Linked DNA regions of Homo sapiens: all the other regions are linked to region 3. Evidence: chromatin contacts called from ENCODE Hi-C or POLR2A ChIA-PET data. All regions are on one chromosome and are shown on one strand. Each heading gives the region's core, a stretch centred on a gene start or an enhancer-like site at or near the end of the contact. The rest is flanking DNA. Distances are from core to core; before and after follow the strand shown.

Region 1 (3,163 bases), core at 566-3,065, 210 kb after region 3:
CCAAGGCCACCCTGACCCTGATATTACCCCCTCCACCCAGGGCACTTTCCAGCAGATGTGGATCTCCAAGCAGGAATATGAGGAGGGCGGGAAGCAGTGCGTGGAGCGAAAGTGCCCCTGATGGCACTCCTCCCCACACACCTGCTCCCAAGCTCAGATGGAAGTCCCTTAACCCCCATGCCACATTGCCCCCCTCCTCCTTTCCCTCTTGTCCTCATTAATGGTGATGTTTCTGGGTTGAAAGAAGTAAAAATGTTTTAAGAAAAAAAAGTTTGGCCTCCGTGGGGTGGGGAGTGGGCACAGGGGTCTGGAGGGAGGTGAGGGGAGGGAGTCTCACTTCTACACCCATGCCGATCCCACAGTGGGTGCTGGGACACAGCCCCAGGGGCCATGGATTCCTCAGGTTTCCTAGGGGTTGTGACCCAGGGAGGGCCACATGACGAGGACCGGGGGTTGGGGGAGTTGCTGGGGGCTAACAGTTGTGGTGGGAGGTGGGAGGGGCTGCAGGGTGCAGTGGAGGGGCACGGCCTGGGGTGAGTGTGGCAGGAGGTGGGTGGAGCAGGAGGTGAAGCCTGGATGGGCGGAACAGGAGGTGGGGCCTGGTGGGCGGGGCCTCAGCGTAGGCCTTAGGTCTCAGGGGAGCAGCACGCCTGAGCACCCCAGGACCTGCGCTCAGGTGAGATGCGCTATGCCTTCCTTCCTGGGGCTCTTGGTGGTGACAGACATGGGGCGGGGACTAGGGCGCTGGTGCATCCCAGCAGCTCGGAACTTCTCTGGACCTGAGTAGGAGCTGATGTTTCCCAGGGGAAACCCGAAAGGGAAACTTGGTGGGACCCTGAGCCCTCCTCTTCAGAGCTACTTGTCTTGGGGCCCTCGGAAGGGTTTGGGGACCTGCGCCCCCTGCCTGTTTAGCAGTTTATGCCTGTGACATGTTTCTGGGGTGAGGCTAACTGGCCTTTCATCAGCCTCAGAACCCAAAGAGGTAGAAACCCATGTGATCCAAGTCCTTCGGTGACCAAACGGGCCGGTGCCCAGGGAGGACCATGACTTGTCCAGGGTCACCCAGCTCTGCCCACACCTTGGCGGGGACTCTGATCACTCCTCCCCACTGACCCACATATCCCTGACCCCAGGACCCCTATCTGGGAGCTCTCGCTGGTCTCATCTGACCATGTGCTCCCACCTGTGCCCCTCCTTCTCCAGCAGCCAGCAGGAGTCTGAGAACGACCTTTCAAAAGAGACACACATGCACACCACCAGACCAGACCCCCAAGTCACACCACTGTGGTGCCTCCAGCTTAGAATGCCACTGGGGCAAGTGTCAGGACAGGGAGGACAGCTGATATGTCACAGGACCGGGGCACTGGGGGACTCTGAAGGCCAGATGAGGAAGGGGCAGATGTCTTAGGGGTGAATCTTCCACCTGGGCATGGCGGGGCTTAGGAAGGGGTCCCCAGGATCCAGGGAGGGGTAAAAGCAGGAGAGGGGAGGGGGCACCCATGTCTCTGCCCTCCCCCACTATCGGCCCCCTTCCCCCACCCCTGATGGGAACTAGGAGGCCAAAGTCCGCCCCAAGGTCAAAAAATTGATTGTTTTGCAGGGAGGAGGCAGGCGTGGGGCTGTGGAGAGATTGGCAGGGGAGAGCACAGCCCCTTGTGCTCTGGCCTGGACCCGGGGGCCACGTCTGGAAGGCTGGACTGAGGCCAGGACTGTGCCCCCACCCTTGGGGGTGGTGAGGAGCAGCCTTGGTTCAGGCTGCCTGCCAGGACTGATAAGGGGCCCTCCTAGGGCTCCCACAAACGGTTTATCGGTTTATCGCTGGGGGACAGCCTGCAGGCTTCAGGAGGGGACACAAGCATGGAGCGGCTTTGGGGTCTATTCCAGAGAGCGGTAAGACTAGTGGGATTGGGAAGACCCCTTAGGCCTTCTCTCTAAGTCCCTCAGCCCCCTCCCAAGCCCCTGAGGCTGGCCCCTCCTGGACCGTGTCCTGACCTCGCTTCTTCCCACCCCTGCCCCTCCCCCACGCCCCCACCACCATGCTCATTTGACACCCCCAAGTCACTGACCTCATTATTGCCAGATGCCTCCCCACCCCCCAGGCCTCTTGCCCCAATCTCATGCCCACCTCGCCTGCACAGCAACAACTGTCCCCAAGATCCTCTCAGACCGTCTACCAGCGTGTGGAAGGCCCCCGGAAAGGGCACCTGGAGGAGGAAGAGGAAGACGGGGAGGAGGGGGCGGAGACATTGGCCCACTTCTGCCCCATGGAGCTGAGGGGCCCTGAGCCCCTGGGCTCTAGACCCAGGCAGCCAAACCTCATTCCCTGGGCGGCAGCAGGACGGAGGGCTGCCCCCTACCTGGTCCTGACGGCCCTGCTGATCTTCACTGGGGGTGAGAGCCGTCCCCCTCCCCAGAAGTGAAGGGCTTGGGCTGGGGGAGATTTCTGGGGTCCAGAGGTGGGCATAAAGAGAATCCCCATCTTGCCACCCGCCAGCCTTCCTACTGGGCTACGTCGCCTTCCGAGGGTCCTGCCAGGCGTGCGGAGACTCTGTGTTGGTGGTCAGTGAGGATGTCAACTATGAGCCTGACCTGGATTTCCACCAGGGCAGACTCTACTGGAGCGACCTCCAGGCCATGTTCCTGCAGTTCCTGGGGGAGGGGCGCCTGGAGGACACCATCAGGTAGGGATGGCCCTGCCCCATCCTGTTCTCGAGTGTCCCTCCCCTCATCCGCTCAGACTGGGCCTCCCTGCCTCCTGGCCCAGGCCTCTGGTGTCTGGGTCCCCCTCCTGAGTCCTCCCATCTGCCTTCCTGGCCCCCCTGTTCAGCGGTCCTGGGAAGGATGGCAGGCATTCGGAGCTGAGGTTCCAGGGGACTGAGGCTCTGAGGGTGGCATATTTGGGAGGTGAGGGAGCTGACTGTCTGAGATCAGAGGGGTGCAGCATCCAGTATCAGACTGGACAGACCCAGAAAAGCCTTGAATGCCTCACCCAGGCGCCTAGATTTGGAGCAGGGAGCGCTGAGGGGTTCTGAGAAGCCGCATTCTAGGGAATCAGAAAACCAAGCAAGCAAGCCTGGGCAATACGATGAAACCCCGTCTCTACCAAAGAAAACACAAAAATTAGCTGGGGATGATGGCGAGTGCCTGTAGTCCCAGTTACTTG
Region 2 (3,404 bases), core at 46-2,545, 230 kb before region 3:
GGGGGCTTTAATCCTCCAAGCCCCATACACCTGCCTTCTTTTTATTTTATTTTAGTTTTTAGCAATAGGGTCACCCTCTGTCACCCAGGCTGGAGTGCAGTGGCGTGATCGTAGTTCACTGCAGCCTCAAACTCCTAGACTCAAGTCTTTTGAGTAGTTGGGAGTACAGGCATGTGCCACCATGCCCAGCCTTTTTTTTTTTTTTTTTTTTTTTTGAGACAGAGTCTCACTCTGTTGCCCAGGCTGGAGTGCAGTGGTGCGATCTTGGCTCACTGCCACCTCCACCTGCCAGGTTCAAGTGATTCTCCTGCCTCAGCCTCCCGAGTAGCTGTGATTACAGGTGCGCACCATCACACCCGGCTAATTTTTGTATGTTTAGTAGAAATGGAGTTTGGCCCTATTGGCCAGGCTGGTCTTGAACTCCTGACCTCAGGTGATCCGCCCTCCTCGGTCTCCCAAAGTGCTGGGATTATAGGCGTGAGCCACCATGCCCAGGGGCCCAGCCAGCCCATTTTTTAAAAATTATCACTTTTTGTAGAGATGGGGTCTTGCTATGTTGCCCAGGCTGGTCTCCAACTCCTGGCCTCAGGCTATCCTCCCGTCTCGGCCTTCCCAAAGCATTAGGATTACAGGCATGAGCCACCGCACCCGCCTGGCCTTACACCTGTCTTCTGCTAGACCTGGGGCAGCATCGCGGGTGGTGGAGGCCCCACTTTCTGCATTTAACAGTTTCTAAAGCGGATTCTGGAGCGGGCAGAAAAAACGCTAGGGGAAGGGCTGGTCCCCTTCCCGCTGCTGGCTCACCCTCTGATAGACTTGGCCTTGGCTTATCTCCTGGAGTCCTGTTCTTTTAGCTTTTCCTGCTGAATGCATTCCAGAAACCTCTGGAGGGAGGGAGTCCCGAGCTCCTGGCACAGTGGCTGAGACCTACTTGTTGGGCAGACTAGGTGGAATGTCCCCTTTTCTGGAGCTGGGAGGAGACCTCAGAGAGTGGGACGGGGTCTTTCTTGCGGGGACCTGTGGCCACGGAGCGGGAGGGAGGCGAGTGCAGTTTCCCTCCTGCCCTCTCCTCCTGCCTTCCGGGTGCCTCTTCACGCCCTCCCTTTCCTTCCCTTCCTCCTCCTCCCGCGCTCTCTCTCCACTCCCCTCCCCCTACTCCCTCCGCTCGGTCCTTCCTATAGCTGTGCCGCCCCCCACCCCTTACCTAGCCAGAGCTGATCTTGACCTCTAGGATGGTGAGGGGGCCTGAGGCCTGGAGGCCGCCGTTGCTGGGTGCCTGGAAAAGAAACAAAACTGAAACTAATTGTACTTGTGGTGCAACTTCCGTCCCAGCCAGGGACACACCGACTCGCCTCGCACAGCCTCAGGCCCCGCCTTCCTCCCCACCCGGCCCCGTCCTCTCCCGCCAAGGCCCCCACCCCGGCAGGCAGCTGGCAGGCTTGGGCTGGAGTCCACCAGCCAGGTCGGCCTGTCAGTCCAGCCTCAGGGCTAAGTGTGTGTATGTCACAAACAGGGAACTACCTGAGGGCGGGTTCTCTGAGTAGAGGGTGGAGGGTCACAGGGTTTATTTGTGGGAAGAAATGAGAGCTCATCTGTGATTCAGAGACCAGGGTAACTAGACACATGGCCTCAGGGCGGGTCTGCAGATTTGCTAACACCTCAGGCAGGCAGGTGCCTGCAAAGCTTCAAGAGAGGCCTTTCATTCCATAAACCGTTGCTGAGCTGTAGGAGAGGCTGTGGGGGATCAGGTAAGAAGCCTCTTGCTGAGGGAACAGCACAGGCTTCCTGGAGAAGGCATCAATGAGATGAGTTTAAAGAAGGCGGGAGGATTGCTTCAGCCCAGGAGTTCAAGACCAGCTTGGGCAATATGGTGAGACCCAGTCTCCATAAAAAATTCGCTAGCCGTGCATGGTAGCGCATACCTGTAATCCCAGATACTCAGGAGACTGAGGCAGGAGAATCACTTGAACCTGGGAGGTCGAGGCTGCAGTGAGCCATGATGGTGACACTGCACTCCAGCCTGGATGACAGAGCAAGACCCTGTCTAAAAAATAAAACAGTAAGAGGGCATAGAGGGCTGGAGAACACTGAGAAGAATGTTCCTGTTCCAGGTACTGGGAGCAGCAAGGGTACATCCCCATTTAGGATGATGTGTGTGGAGAGGATACGAGAGTGTTGGCAGAGAAGCCTGCATTTTATCAAAAAAGACAAAAGAATCATTGCAGGAGATTTCCCTCAACATTTCATGAAAAAATAATTTTTATTTTGAGACAAAGCCTCGCTCTGTCGCCCAGGCTGGAGTGCAGTGGTGTGATCTTAGCTCACAGCAACCTCCGCTTCCCGGGTTCAAGCGATCCTCCTGCCTCAGCCTCCAAAGTAGCTGGGATTACGGGCACTCACTGCCACGCCCAGCTAATTTTTGTATTTTTAGTAGAGATGGGGTTTCACTATGTTGGCCAGGCTGGTCTCGAACTTCTGACCTCAAGTGATCCACCCACCTTGGCCTCCCAAAGTGCTGGGATTACAGGCGTGAGCCAACATGCACAGCCTCATTTTATGAAAAATTCAAAGCACAAAGAAGTTGAAAGAATTGCGGTGAACACCCATATCTCCACCACTTCTGTTCTACAATTATCATTTTACCGTAATTAATTCATGACATACCTATGCATGTTTGTACCTTTTTATCCACATGGCGGAATTTAAGTAGGAAACTGAAGCTGTAAGAGCTCACTCTGGCAGCAGCCGAGAGGACAGAAGGGAGCCTGACCTCAGGGTCCAGGTGAAAGGTGGAGGGGCTGAGACATAGATGCCAGAGAGGTAGGTGGAAATCCAAAAGAGAGAGGGTCACAGAGGCCAAGGCAGGAAATGCTGCACTTCTAGAAGGACGAGGGGGTCAGCACTGTTGAATGCTACCAACCAGACGGGCAACCAAGGTGAAGACAGAAAAACAGGCCAGGTGCAGTGGCTCACACCTGTAATCTCAGCACTTTGGGAGAATCACTTGAGGCCAGGAGTTCGAGACCAGCCTGGCCAACATGGCAAAACCTCGTCTCTACTAAAAAACAAAACAAAACAAAACAAAACCTAGCCTTCCTAGCTACTCGGTAGGCTGAGGCAGGAGAACTGCTTAAACCTGGGAGGCAGAGGTTGCAGCGAGCCTAGATCGCACCATTGCACTCCAGCCTGGGCAACAGAGTGAGACTCCATCTCAAAAAATATATATATTAGCTACCTGATGGCTCACACCTGAAGTCCCAGCTATTCAGGAGGCTGAAGCAGGAGGTTCGCTTGAGCCCAGGACTTCAAGGCTGCATGTGCCATGATCTATGCCACTGCACTCCAGCCTGGGTGACAGATCAAGACTCTCTCTACAAAAAAAAAAAATTAAAATTAAAATTAAA
Region 3 (3,466 bases), core at 315-2,814:
AGCCACAAATGGGTTAGGTGACCTGCAAAGGAGATTATGTTGCATCAAAAGCTCCCCCACAGAGCTCGCCCACCCCCAAAGACCACTAATCAAACACCCTGAAGCCTCCCCAAAAGACAGAGCTGCTCTCTACTAAAAATACAAAAATTGGCCAGGCTCGGTGGTTCATGCCTGTAATCCCAGCACTTTGGGAGGACGAGGCAGGTGGATCACCTGAGGTCAGGAGTTCGAGACCACCCTGGTCAACATGGTGAAACCCCGTCTCTACTAAAAATACAAAAAGTAGCTGGGCATGGTGGCTCATGCCTGTAGTCCCAGCTACTTGGGAGGCTGAGGCAGGAGAATCCCTTGAACCCAGGAGGCAGAGGTTGCAGTGAGCCGACATCACACCACTGCACTCCAGCCTGGGTGACAGAGTGAGACTCCGTCTCACAAGAAAAAAAAAAAAATTAGCCAAGCGTGAAGGTGCATGCCTGTAATCACAGCTACTTGGGAGGCTGAGACACGAGAATCGCTTGAGTCCTGGAGGCGTAGGGCTGCAGCGAGCCGAGATCATGCCACTGCACTCCAGCCTGGGTGACAGAGCGAGACCCTGTGTCAATAAAAAAAAAAAAAGAGACAACCGCAAGGAAACAGGAACGCACCCACACCCTGCTTACCGGCAACTCAAAAAAGTCCGTGGGCTGCAAATGGTACCAGCCACTGCCCCACAAAAAAGTGGTACCCCAAACCTGTCAGCAGGGGTTTCAAGGCCCCTCCCGGCTCCTGGGGGCCACCCCTTCCCTTATGTTCCTGAGACTAGGGATGGCACCGGTTCTGGAAAGGGGCAAAGGTTCTCTGACGGCACAGGCTTCTCCAGCCTCTCCTTCCTTAACTAGCAATGCAAGAGGAACCAAATCTCCCAAAAGGGAAGTAAGTTACGGGCAGGAGAGCCTTCCCCATCCTCTCCTTCGGTGTCCTGAGCTGCCCCTACCAAGCCCCCCAATGCAATCACCGCACCCACAGGTAACAAGAAACTTCCAACTCTTTCAAAACCCCACCCTCCGTCAATCCTCTCCCTCAACCCATCTCAAACCCCCTCCTCCTCGCCTTAGCCTCCCCGATTCCTCCCATCCACACGAGGCACCCCTCCCCACAAACTCTACCAACCCAAACACACCCTAGCGAAACAGAAACACAGACCGGCTCCCACCGAGCGACACAAGGTCCCCGGGTCCTCCTCCTCCCCCAATCCGGGCTCCTGCCCCTTTGCGCCCGTTGGGGTGCAAGGGAGCCAAGATATCCTTCTCCCCGGCCAGGTGCACCCCACAGCTCGGGGGCCGCGAGGCGCTCACTCACCCACCCGCAGGACGCAGCGCTCGGGGGCGATCCCCGCGAGCCGGGGGGCTCCGCTCGGGCGGAGAGTGCACGGGGGCCGGAAAAGACAGCTGCGGCTACCGGGATGCCAGGCCTGGAGCCTGTCCCCACCCCCACCAGCACGCGCGCGCTATTGGTCCCCGTCCTCGGCCCCGCCCCATGGCGCGCCCGGAGAAGCCCGACCCTCTCTGCTCTTCCCCAGCCTGCGCTGCTCCAGCTCCACGTGCGCCCGGGGATGCAATGCAGCCCTGCAGACAAGCGTCTCCGGCAGGACGTGGGCCGCGGGTCTCGGAGCCTCCTTCACTTAGGTACAAACAATCGTCGCCGCAGGGGCCGGACCCCAGTCCGAGCTCCGAGGTGCGGTGAGCAGCCACCCCACTAAAGGGGGCGTGTGAGGATGGCGGAAAGCGGCAGGGAGGTGGGCGGGGCTGCAACACCTGGGCCAGGTGCGTCACGGGAAATCCGGCCCACTTCGTTCAGGGACTTCTGGAGTTCTAGTCCTCCAACCTCTCAAAACCCTAGAACCTCCACCGGGTCCCAGCCTCGCCCCTCACCCGCTGCGGGGATCCTCCCTTCGCGCCCGATCCAGCTGCGCTCTTCGCTTCCGCCACCGGAGGGAGCCATTGGCCGCCGATCTGGGCCCAGGGTCGCTTTGCACCGTCTGATGCCCGCTTTCTTGCCTCCCTGCAGTGTTCTCACTTCCAGCAGAAATCCTAGAGCCTATGAACTCTACTGAGAGCTGAGACTCCTTCTTCACTCTTTACAGATCCCATGAACAGCAGTACCACCTGCCAACGCGTCCTCATATGTAAAATGGGCATAAACTCGAACCTCCCTCCTAAGGCTGTGAGTTCAGTGAGCATTTAATGGGCACTTTAGAACAACGCCTAAAGGTTTGATAAATTATCCCTTGCAAATAGCACTGCATTAAATTAGCCACTCTGTGAGGTAGGTACCGCTATTTCAATTTTTCAGATTAGGAAATTGGAGCTTGGAAAGTTTCAGATACATTTCCTTTTTTTTTTTTTTTTTTTTTTGATCCAGGAACTATTACACAGGCTGGAGTGCAGTGGCGCGATCTCGTGTCACTACAACCTCTGCATTTCCGGCTCAAGCATCCTCCTGCCTCAGCCTCCGCAGTGCCTGGAACTACACAGGCACACACCACGCCTGGCTAATTTTTAAATATTTTGTAGAGACCGGGTTTCGCCATGTTGCCCAGGCCTCTCTGGAACTCCTGAACTCAAGCATGCGCCTGCAGTCCCAGCTACTTAGGAGGCTGAGGCAGGAGGATCGCTTGAACCTGGGAGGCAGAGGTTGCAGTGAGCTGAGATCGCACCACTGCACTCCAGCCAGGGCAACAGAACGAGACTCTGTCTCAAAAAAAAAAAAAAAACTTTTTCAGGGTCAGTTAGTTATAAGCACTCCCTTGGCATACCCTGGCCTGTCCGTCACTGAACTCTGCTTCCATAAATCTCAACCTCCACCTTACCTTGTTAGTCTGTGGTTTTGCCTTGGACCTTGTCTTCATCAATGACTGCAGCCCCTCCTCTTCAGTTCACCTCTTCTACTGCGCTTATTAAAGAAAAAAATCTGACTCTTGTTAAAACAGTAAGTCAGACTTTATTCAGGACTATTTTGATTGGCACCAAGAAGGTGGCAAGGAGCTGGGTGCAGTGGGTCACGCCTGTAATCTCAGGACTTTGGAAGGCTGAGGCAGGAGGATCACTTGAGCCCAAGAGCTCCAGACCAGCCTGGGCAATAAAGTGGGACCTCATCTCTACAAAATTTTTTTTAAAAATTGGGCCAGGCACGGTGGCTCACGCCTGTAATCCCAGCACTTTGGGAGGCCGAGGTGGGTGGATCACGAGGTCAGGAGATTGTGACCATCCTGGCCAACATGGTGATACCCCATCTCTACTAAAAATACAAAAATTAGTTGGGCGTGGTGGCACGCACCTGTAATCCCAGCTACTTGGGAGGCTGAGGCAGGAGAATAGCTTGAACACGGGAGGCGGAGGTTGTGGTGAGCTGAGATCTCGCCATTACACTCCAGCCTGGGCAACAAGAGCAAAACTCCATCTCAAAAAAAAAAAAAAGAAGAAGAAGA

What was found. Hi-C counts contacts between places; a loop is a spot of excess contacts on that map. ChIA-PET counts read pairs that join two places held with the same protein, here RNA polymerase II (POLR2A). Pooled maps may share reads with other maps.
Region 1: a pooled map shows a loop between it and region 3 (2.8-fold over the local background). The contact joins the promoter of TFR2 here to the promoter of SLC12A9-AS1 in region 3. A Hi-C loop is called at or near these places in 1 of 168 maps with a recorded cell type or tissue (B cell), 5 of 37 single-sample maps with no recorded cell type and 7 of 50 pooled maps. POLR2A ChIA-PET finds 5 or more read pairs at or near these places in 4 of 52 experiments (AG04450, H1, activated B cell and 1 more).
Region 2: a pooled map shows a loop between it and region 3 (6-fold over the local background). The contact joins the promoter of TRIM56 here to the promoter of SLC12A9-AS1 in region 3. A Hi-C loop is called at or near these places in 2 of 37 single-sample maps with no recorded cell type and 9 of 50 pooled maps. POLR2A ChIA-PET finds 5 or more read pairs at or near these places in 8 of 52 experiments (A549, CD4-positive, alpha-beta T cell, Caco-2 and 5 more).

What each region holds. Positions count from the first base shown.
Region 1 is chr7:100,640,204-100,643,366 of GRCh38, reverse strand. TFR2 (transferrin receptor 2) reads left to right here and starts at 1,815. Exons shown (of 18, transcript NM_003227.4): 1 at 1,815-1,890; 2 at 2,139-2,391; 3 at 2,495-2,681. The coding sequence starts at 1,858. It overlaps ACTL6B (actin like 6B), which reads left to right. Exons shown (of 14, transcript NM_016188.5): 14 at 41-270. The coding sequence ends at 121.
Region 2 is chr7:101,083,372-101,086,775 of GRCh38, reverse strand. It overlaps TRIM56 (tripartite motif containing 56), which reads right to left and starts at 1,295. Exons shown (of 3, transcript NM_030961.3): 1 at 1,205-1,295. RefSeq lists enhancers at 1,685-1,734, 2,438-2,938.
Region 3 is chr7:100,850,712-100,854,177 of GRCh38, reverse strand. It overlaps SLC12A9-AS1 (SLC12A9 antisense RNA 1), which reads left to right and starts at 1,564. Exons shown (of 2, transcript NR_146550.1): 1 at 1,564-1,664. It overlaps SLC12A9 (solute carrier family 12 member 9), which reads right to left and starts at 1,465. Exons shown (of 14, transcript NM_020246.4): 1 at 1,343-1,465; 2 at 1-22. RefSeq lists a silencer at 1,229-1,538 and enhancers at 1,829-1,978, 2,049-2,248.